2 separate regions of the Homo sapiens genome follow, and region 2 is linked to region 1. Evidence: chromatin contacts called from ENCODE Hi-C or POLR2A ChIA-PET data. All regions are on one chromosome and are shown on one strand. Each heading gives the region's core, a stretch centred on a gene start or an enhancer-like site at or near the end of the contact. The rest is flanking DNA. Distances are from core to core; before and after follow the strand shown.

What was found. A loop is a pair of places that touch in the nucleus more often than their neighbours do. ChIA-PET counts read pairs that join two places held with the same protein, here RNA polymerase II (POLR2A). Pooled maps may share reads with other maps.
Region 2: a map of posterior vena cava shows a loop between it and region 1 (2.5-fold over the local background). The contact joins two enhancer-like sites. A Hi-C loop is called at or near these places in 13 of 168 maps with a recorded cell type or tissue (aorta, ascending aorta, cardiac septum and 10 more) and 11 of 50 pooled maps. POLR2A ChIA-PET finds 5 or more read pairs at or near these places in 1 of 52 experiments (WTC11).

What each region holds. Positions count from the first base shown.
Region 1 is chr2:236,629,933-236,632,983 of GRCh38, forward strand. No RefSeq gene overlaps it. Among named protein-coding and RNA genes, the nearest start is that of ACKR3, 62 kb to the left of the region's middle. Within about 2 kb of position 1,662, at least 2 of the 41 ENCODE cell types and tissues checked have a DNase peak (open chromatin) inside an H3K27ac peak, as active enhancers do.
Region 2 is chr2:236,577,347-236,580,599 of GRCh38, forward strand. ACKR3 (atypical chemokine receptor 3) reads left to right here. Exons shown (of 2, transcript NM_020311.3): 2 at 3,094-3,253. The coding sequence starts at 3,120. Among named protein-coding and RNA genes, the nearest start is that of ACKR3, 9.1 kb to the left of the region's middle. RefSeq lists enhancers at 2,215-3,253, 2,592-3,244. Within about 2 kb of position 1,790, at least 9 of the 41 ENCODE cell types and tissues checked have a DNase peak (open chromatin) inside an H3K27ac peak, as active enhancers do.

The DNA.
Region 1 (3,051 bases), core at 412-2,911:
CTTTGGGGGCCACCACCATTCAACCCATCATACTCAACCTAAACCAGAGGTTCCAGGAGTTTTCACCAGCAGCCGTGGCCTGCTCAGCTGAAAGGCAGCCCCTCCTGCTCTCTCTGGAGTCCGGCCTGCTGGGATCCTGGGACTCGCCCCCACTCTGTGCAGTTGTGCGTTTTCTGGTGGCGCAGGACATAATAAGGGAAAGTTGCTGTGCTGAGACCTGGAGCAGGCTGCCTGGCAATACTGCTATCAAAGCTCTTAGGCACTTTCCTATGCCAGAGTCCTGGGCAGGAGAGTAATTGTTCATTTGAGAGTCTGGGCCTGATCTCCTGAGCTCAGAAGACAGGCAGCCTGCTGTCTTCACGGGGCCCTGGACCATGGGTTGAACCTGACGCTTTGACCCTGAGCTCCCCGTTCTGACCTGCAGCCTGCAGGGTTAGGAGGCAAGGGCTTTAACATTCCTCCCAGCTGCTACAGTCTGTGTGTCTTGACTCTGTCCAGGGTACAGCTTTGGCTATTGCTTGGGCCTGTCAGGGTGACAAGCAACCCTTAGTGGCCCTTAGTGGCCTTAGTGGAAATAAGCCAGTCTGTGCAGAGCCAGAAGCAGAGACTATCTGACTCTCATGGGGAGGGAGTTCACCAGAGGTCTCTTTATTGCTGTGCACGACGTCCCTCTCATCCCTCTCATGTCTCAGTGATCCAGCAAGACCCTGGATGCACCCAGGACAGAGCCTACAACAGGTCTCTCAGGCTGGGCCGCGTCCTCGCCACTCCATGCATCCTCTCTCCGAGCAAATGCTGTGATTCTATTTTTGTTCCCGGAGCATGGTTGTGCCTGGCCCAGGGTCACTACTCAAGCCCTCGCCACAGTGGCCCATTGTTTTGGGGGTTTCTGTCTTTCTTTTCTTTTATGCTTTCTGTTTTCCTTGAGATACATTTGTCTTTATTACTATAAATTATGCCTTAACCACCATTTTACATCTTTTTTTTTTTTTTTTTTTTTTTTTTTTTTTTTTTTGGTAAGTGTGGTAGGTAATACTCAGGAAAAGACTTTGGTTTTCTTTAGATTTGACCAGGAGGTTTGAAGGCATAGACAGGCTTGAGGGCTGAGCTTCAAGGTCTCATTTTCTTGCTTTAATTTTTCTGTTCAGATTTGTCTTCTTTTTTGATTTTCTCTGACTGCAGGGCACATGTGCAAATGCATTGAACTTGCTGTCCTCCAACTCTGAACAGTTTTAAAATTCACTTTTTATTTCCTACCCACAGAAAAAGAAATGTTTGCTTCAACACGTATTGTTACAATCATTTTGGAATTTGGGATATGTGGGAAAGGTAGAAGGTTAACGTCTCTTTTTTAATGGACTGTTTTCTCTTGACTTACAGTCGAGATAAAACATGCACAAGCATACGGAAGAACGATAGCAACGGGGTTGCTTTTGGCAAGGATTTAAACAACATGCACTGTCAGCCTAATCATATCTTTAAAAAATTAGAGGATAATGAGCATGCACTCTGTGCCAGACACTGCACTTGGCTCTTGAAATACATTATCTTATTTAATCCTTGCAGCCTCGTGAAGTGGATGCTTGTGTCTGCGTGTTCCAGAGCAGGCTCTGCAGCAGATCCACCTCCCGAAAGTCACATTCGTGGCTCTGGCTATCGGGCTCCAGGGCTTACTCAGTCTTTCCATGACGCTTAACTCCAGCCACCGCCACCCCCTACTTTCTCTGCCCCTCGGTGAGGATGAAGGGTGCAAGGGCAGGGCCTGCCTGGGGCAGTGGGGCCCTGGGCGCACGGGCTGCAGACCCTGTGCACCAGCCCTGCTTGCAGGAGTTTGCAGTGCAGCTGGGAGGTGGACAGGACTCGAGGACTTACAAATGAGGAGGATGGCTGCACCTTGGGACATAACTCCCAAGTGGTGATAGAGAATTGGAAGGGTGCAATTCACTCAGGTGGGCAGGGCAGCCCACTTGCAGGAGGAGATATTGAAGAGGGGACCAGAAGGATCGGAAGGAGCTGGGCGTATGAGGAGCACGCAGGGGAGGGCAGACCAAGCACAGGCAGTGTGTGTGAGCGGGGAAAGGGGTCCCTCCGGCCTGGCTGGCCTGCAGGGAGAAGAGAGCGGGGGTGACGTGAAGGCTGAGACAGAGGCAGAGCCAGTTCAAGCAGGGCCCTTCCAATCAGGGCATTTCATTCCAAGCCAAGGCCAGGGGTAATCACTGGGGAGACATGTGCTGTTAAAATAGGCCATTGTGCCTGCTAGGCGGGGACTGGCAGGGGGACCAGGCGAAGAGGGGCAGCCGCCTTCTTGATTTCCATCATGTGGCTGGTAAGAGTGATCTCCTGACTGTAAACTGCCGGAGCAACGCAGAGACCTACCCCTGCTACAAACCACAGGTTCAGACTCACAGCAAGGTCCTTCCCATCCTTTGCTTGTTTGCTTGGAGAGACTTGGGGTAGCACCATCACACATTTTCTAGATGGTCCCTCCATTTGGGTTCGTCTGTGGTTGTTGTCATGGTTAGATCGGGGTTGTGGGTTTTTGGAAAGAGCCCGCAGAGGGGACGTGCCCCTCTTGTCACATCCTGCCAAGGGTATAGGCGGTTAGTGTGATGTGTTCCTGAGGAGGGAGATGGAGTCTGGGCTCCACACACCTGTGCTAAGCGTCTCTTGTGTGCTGAGCAGAGTGGAAGCTCTGAGGATTTGGAAGAGGATGAGACAGGCCTCATGGAGCTCACAGCCATGGTGTGGAAAGGATAGGAGCATCCACAGGGCAGCTACGCATAAGTCATGTGAGCTGAGCAGGGCAGGAGTTCAGAGGGGCATACATTAGCTGACCTTGTGGGGGCTAGGACCATTCAGAGAGGATGCCCGAGTGGGGTTTCAAAGGATGAATAGGAGCTGGTCAGGCAGGTAGTCAGGGGGTAGTGCAGGCAGAAGGATGAAGAGATGAAGAGGAGTGAAGATGGGCTGGGAACAGTGGTGGCTTTGCATTCCTGGGATACAGTGTGGATAAGGCCAGGGGGAGCTGCTACACAGAGGGAGGACTTGCGG
Region 2 (3,253 bases), core at 540-3,039, 52 kb before region 1:
AGGACCAATGGTCCCTAAATCAAATTTTCGTCACCCAAAGAGGCAAAGGTAGAAAGCCAAGGGCTGGATGGGGGTCCCTGAGCCCTTTTCCACCTCTCAGTCCCACTCTGGGCTCTGAGAATACTGAAGGCTGCTGGTAGCTCAAAGCGGGTGAGTGTCTATTTTGTGCTAAGAGTGGAGGAACTGGAAGGAAGGACACACTCGAGATGTGGGAACCAGGCGTCTTCTCACTGAGTGACCCTGCCTCCTGCTGGGGCCTGTCCATGCTGAGCAGTGGCCAGGCGCCTGGCCAGCCGGCATCTGACATGTCTCTACACTGGAGGGCAAGTAAGACCTGAGCCAGAGGAATGTCACCATGGTGGGGGAGAGAGGTGGGGCGGATTCGGGATCCAAGTTCGGGCGAACAAAGACTGAGGGTCATTTCTTTCTAGCCCCTGTGAATGGCCCAAACCCCAGGATTTATGGCAGCTTCTGCTGTGTGGCTGTGCCAGTGGGGACAGAGCAGGGAGCCCAAGCCAGGCGCCAGCCGAGCTCCCTCTGGACCCAGCTGCTGTCCCTGCTGCTGCCCAGCTGTGGGGCGGTCCTCCATTCAAGCTCCTCTGCTCCCCGGGACTCTGGGGTCAGATGAGATCATGGGGGAAAGTGTTTTGGAAACCAAGCCATGATGCAAATGTGTTTCGTTTTAAGGAAATGGGAGAAAGGAACAAGGATTGTTGCAGTAGAGCCATGTGGGGAGAGCAAAGGTGAAATCCTTGTCTCCTGGCATCACGGGGTGGAGAGTGGAACGTCAGCTCTGGGTCATTTGGTGGCCAAGGAAAGATGGCGATAGTAGCTTCAAGGCACGGCCTGGGGTTGCCCGTCCACCCTGGAGGCAGTCTGGCAGGACAGGGTGTCCTCAGCTCCCTGCTGGGCCTACGTCCTTTTGGAGTTCTAGAGCTGCGTCTTAGGACAAGTGTGCCAAGCCTCCTGCTTTGAGTTTCTGTCCTGACCTTGACCTGGCTCACCTCCATGGGCAGCCTCCCATGCTTGGGCATCAGGGCTTGTCATAAGTCCGTGGTCACAGGGCTTGATTCCTCCTAGTGGGTGACTCTGAGGACGGCCAGGCCTCCCGCTGCAGGACCAGCGTGGTTCCCTCCATGGAAGGCTTTCAGAGTGTGGAGGGGATGCGGCTGTCTTGGGAGGCCCAGCCCTTTCTGTCAGCCGTGGAGGACACTGAGTCAGGTTAGGTCACGAGGAGGGGACCCCACAGTCATTTACATCCCGCAGAGGGAAGTGCCCAGAAGCCCGCAACAGTCTCCGCTAAGTGGGGTTCACGCCAGGTCCTCTGCTGTGAATGTGGAGGCTGTGGAGCCGAGGCCGCGAAATTTCTCACTTTTCAGGGATTCTGTTCAAGTTGTCCCAAAGGAGAAGCCCATCAAACAACCCAGTCTCTGTGCGAGCTCCCCCGGGGGCATTTACTACTCAGCCAGTGAGAGCCAGGTTTCCAGGGGAATAGAATTAAACAAGGTTCTGCTTTTTGCTGAAGGGAAAAACCGCTCCCTTAGGTGGGAGAATCCCCAGGGTTCTTTCTTCCTGGCCAGGGAGGGAGAAGGGGGTGACGTTTTATTGAGCATCGGCTAGGGCCAAGCTCTCAATTAGGCCCTTTCTTCTTTCTTCTTAGGGTATCTGTGAGATAGGTGCTGCTGTCCTGGGGAGGTAGATGCAGACAGATTAACTCTCAAGGTAAATGCTAATGAATAGAGGAGCCAGAATCCCAACCCAGGAATGTCTGATCTCGGAGTGGGCGGCTTCCCAGCTGTGGCTTTGCATACCGCTAGCGTAGCCACCCGGACCCTGATCCCCTGACCCTTGTCCTTGATCCTCCAGGAAATTCTCATATGTAACCTGGAATCCACTTTAAATGAACTCGGTAAATAATGTCTTGACTCTAGGCCAGTCATTACCTGGGACAGGTGAGGGGGAAGGGCAACCACCTGACTATGTCACTGTCAACAGTGCATCCTTGGGCTGAGGTTTTCATTTTACAGTGGGGTTCAGGCAGGGCTAATTGCTGACCCAGGACTGTGGCCTGGAGGGATTTCAGGGCCTTCCCATGGGCGGACTGACAGTAGAAGACAGCCCCTGTCAGTCTATCTGAAGAAATCAGTGCCAGATAACAATGGTACCCCGTGGCTGAATTCTGGCTGGGAGTGAAATGGTGATGGAGTGTTGGTCTCACCTCAGGTCAGCAGGGAAAACAGTTGGGAAAATGGTCAGCCCTCCTGAAATGCAGCAGGTGGTGATTTTTGTGTTTTGAGTCTTGGCACACCTTGCTGTTGAAGCAGTTGAACAAATAAAGGAATGGAAAAACAGGTGCTGACCCAAAGCTTGAGACAGCTGGTTGGTTGCCCTTCGTTGAAAACCACACGGCCAACCCAGAGTCTTCAGGTTTGGGGCGCAGTTAAGCTGTGGGGCACCCTGCGTAGGCTCACTGTGTTTCCAGAGGCTTTATGACTGCACACTGGGGCCGCCTGAGACCCAGGTTTATATGTGAATTTAGCAGACAAGTAAAAAGTGCTGAGTCACATTATAAATGCAAATTTGGAGGAGGATTTGAAATGCTTTCATTAAGACACCAAAGCAGGACACTTGTAATACAGCAGTGCCAGGAGAGGACAACCCTGCCATTCTTTGGGGACCTAGATAAAATGGCTCCACTGTCCCCTGCTGAGAGTGAGCAGGCCATCAGCATCGCGGTGGCCGGGGCTCAGCTGCCTGACGTTTCTTTGGCCCCTGTACTGTGTTGATTTCACACACTGGGCACAGCCATGCTGGCGGTGTCTTGAGAACACAGCCATGAAAAGATGGAGAAAGCAAACACAGTTTCTGTCTTGGAGCACCACATGGATTTAGATTCAGAGTATGATTTATTTTGTTTTGGAGAGTTTTATTATGAATTTTTTTTCTCCCTTCTTTGCAAAGACATTACAGAGCTAAACCCAAACAGCTGAGCCTATCAGGGCCTTGGAAAAGCATTTTTGCCTGAAACTTGAGTTTTTCCTAATGAAGTGACTTTCCTCTTCCATCTTTTTTGTTTGCTTGGTTTTCTCATAGGTCATTTGATTGCCCGCCTCAGAACGATGGATCTGCATCTCTTCGACTACTCAGAGCCAGGGAACTTCTCGGACATCAGCTGGCCATGCAACAGCAGCGACTGCATCGTGGTGGACACGGTGATGTGTCCCAACATGCCCAACAAAAGCGTCCTGCTCTA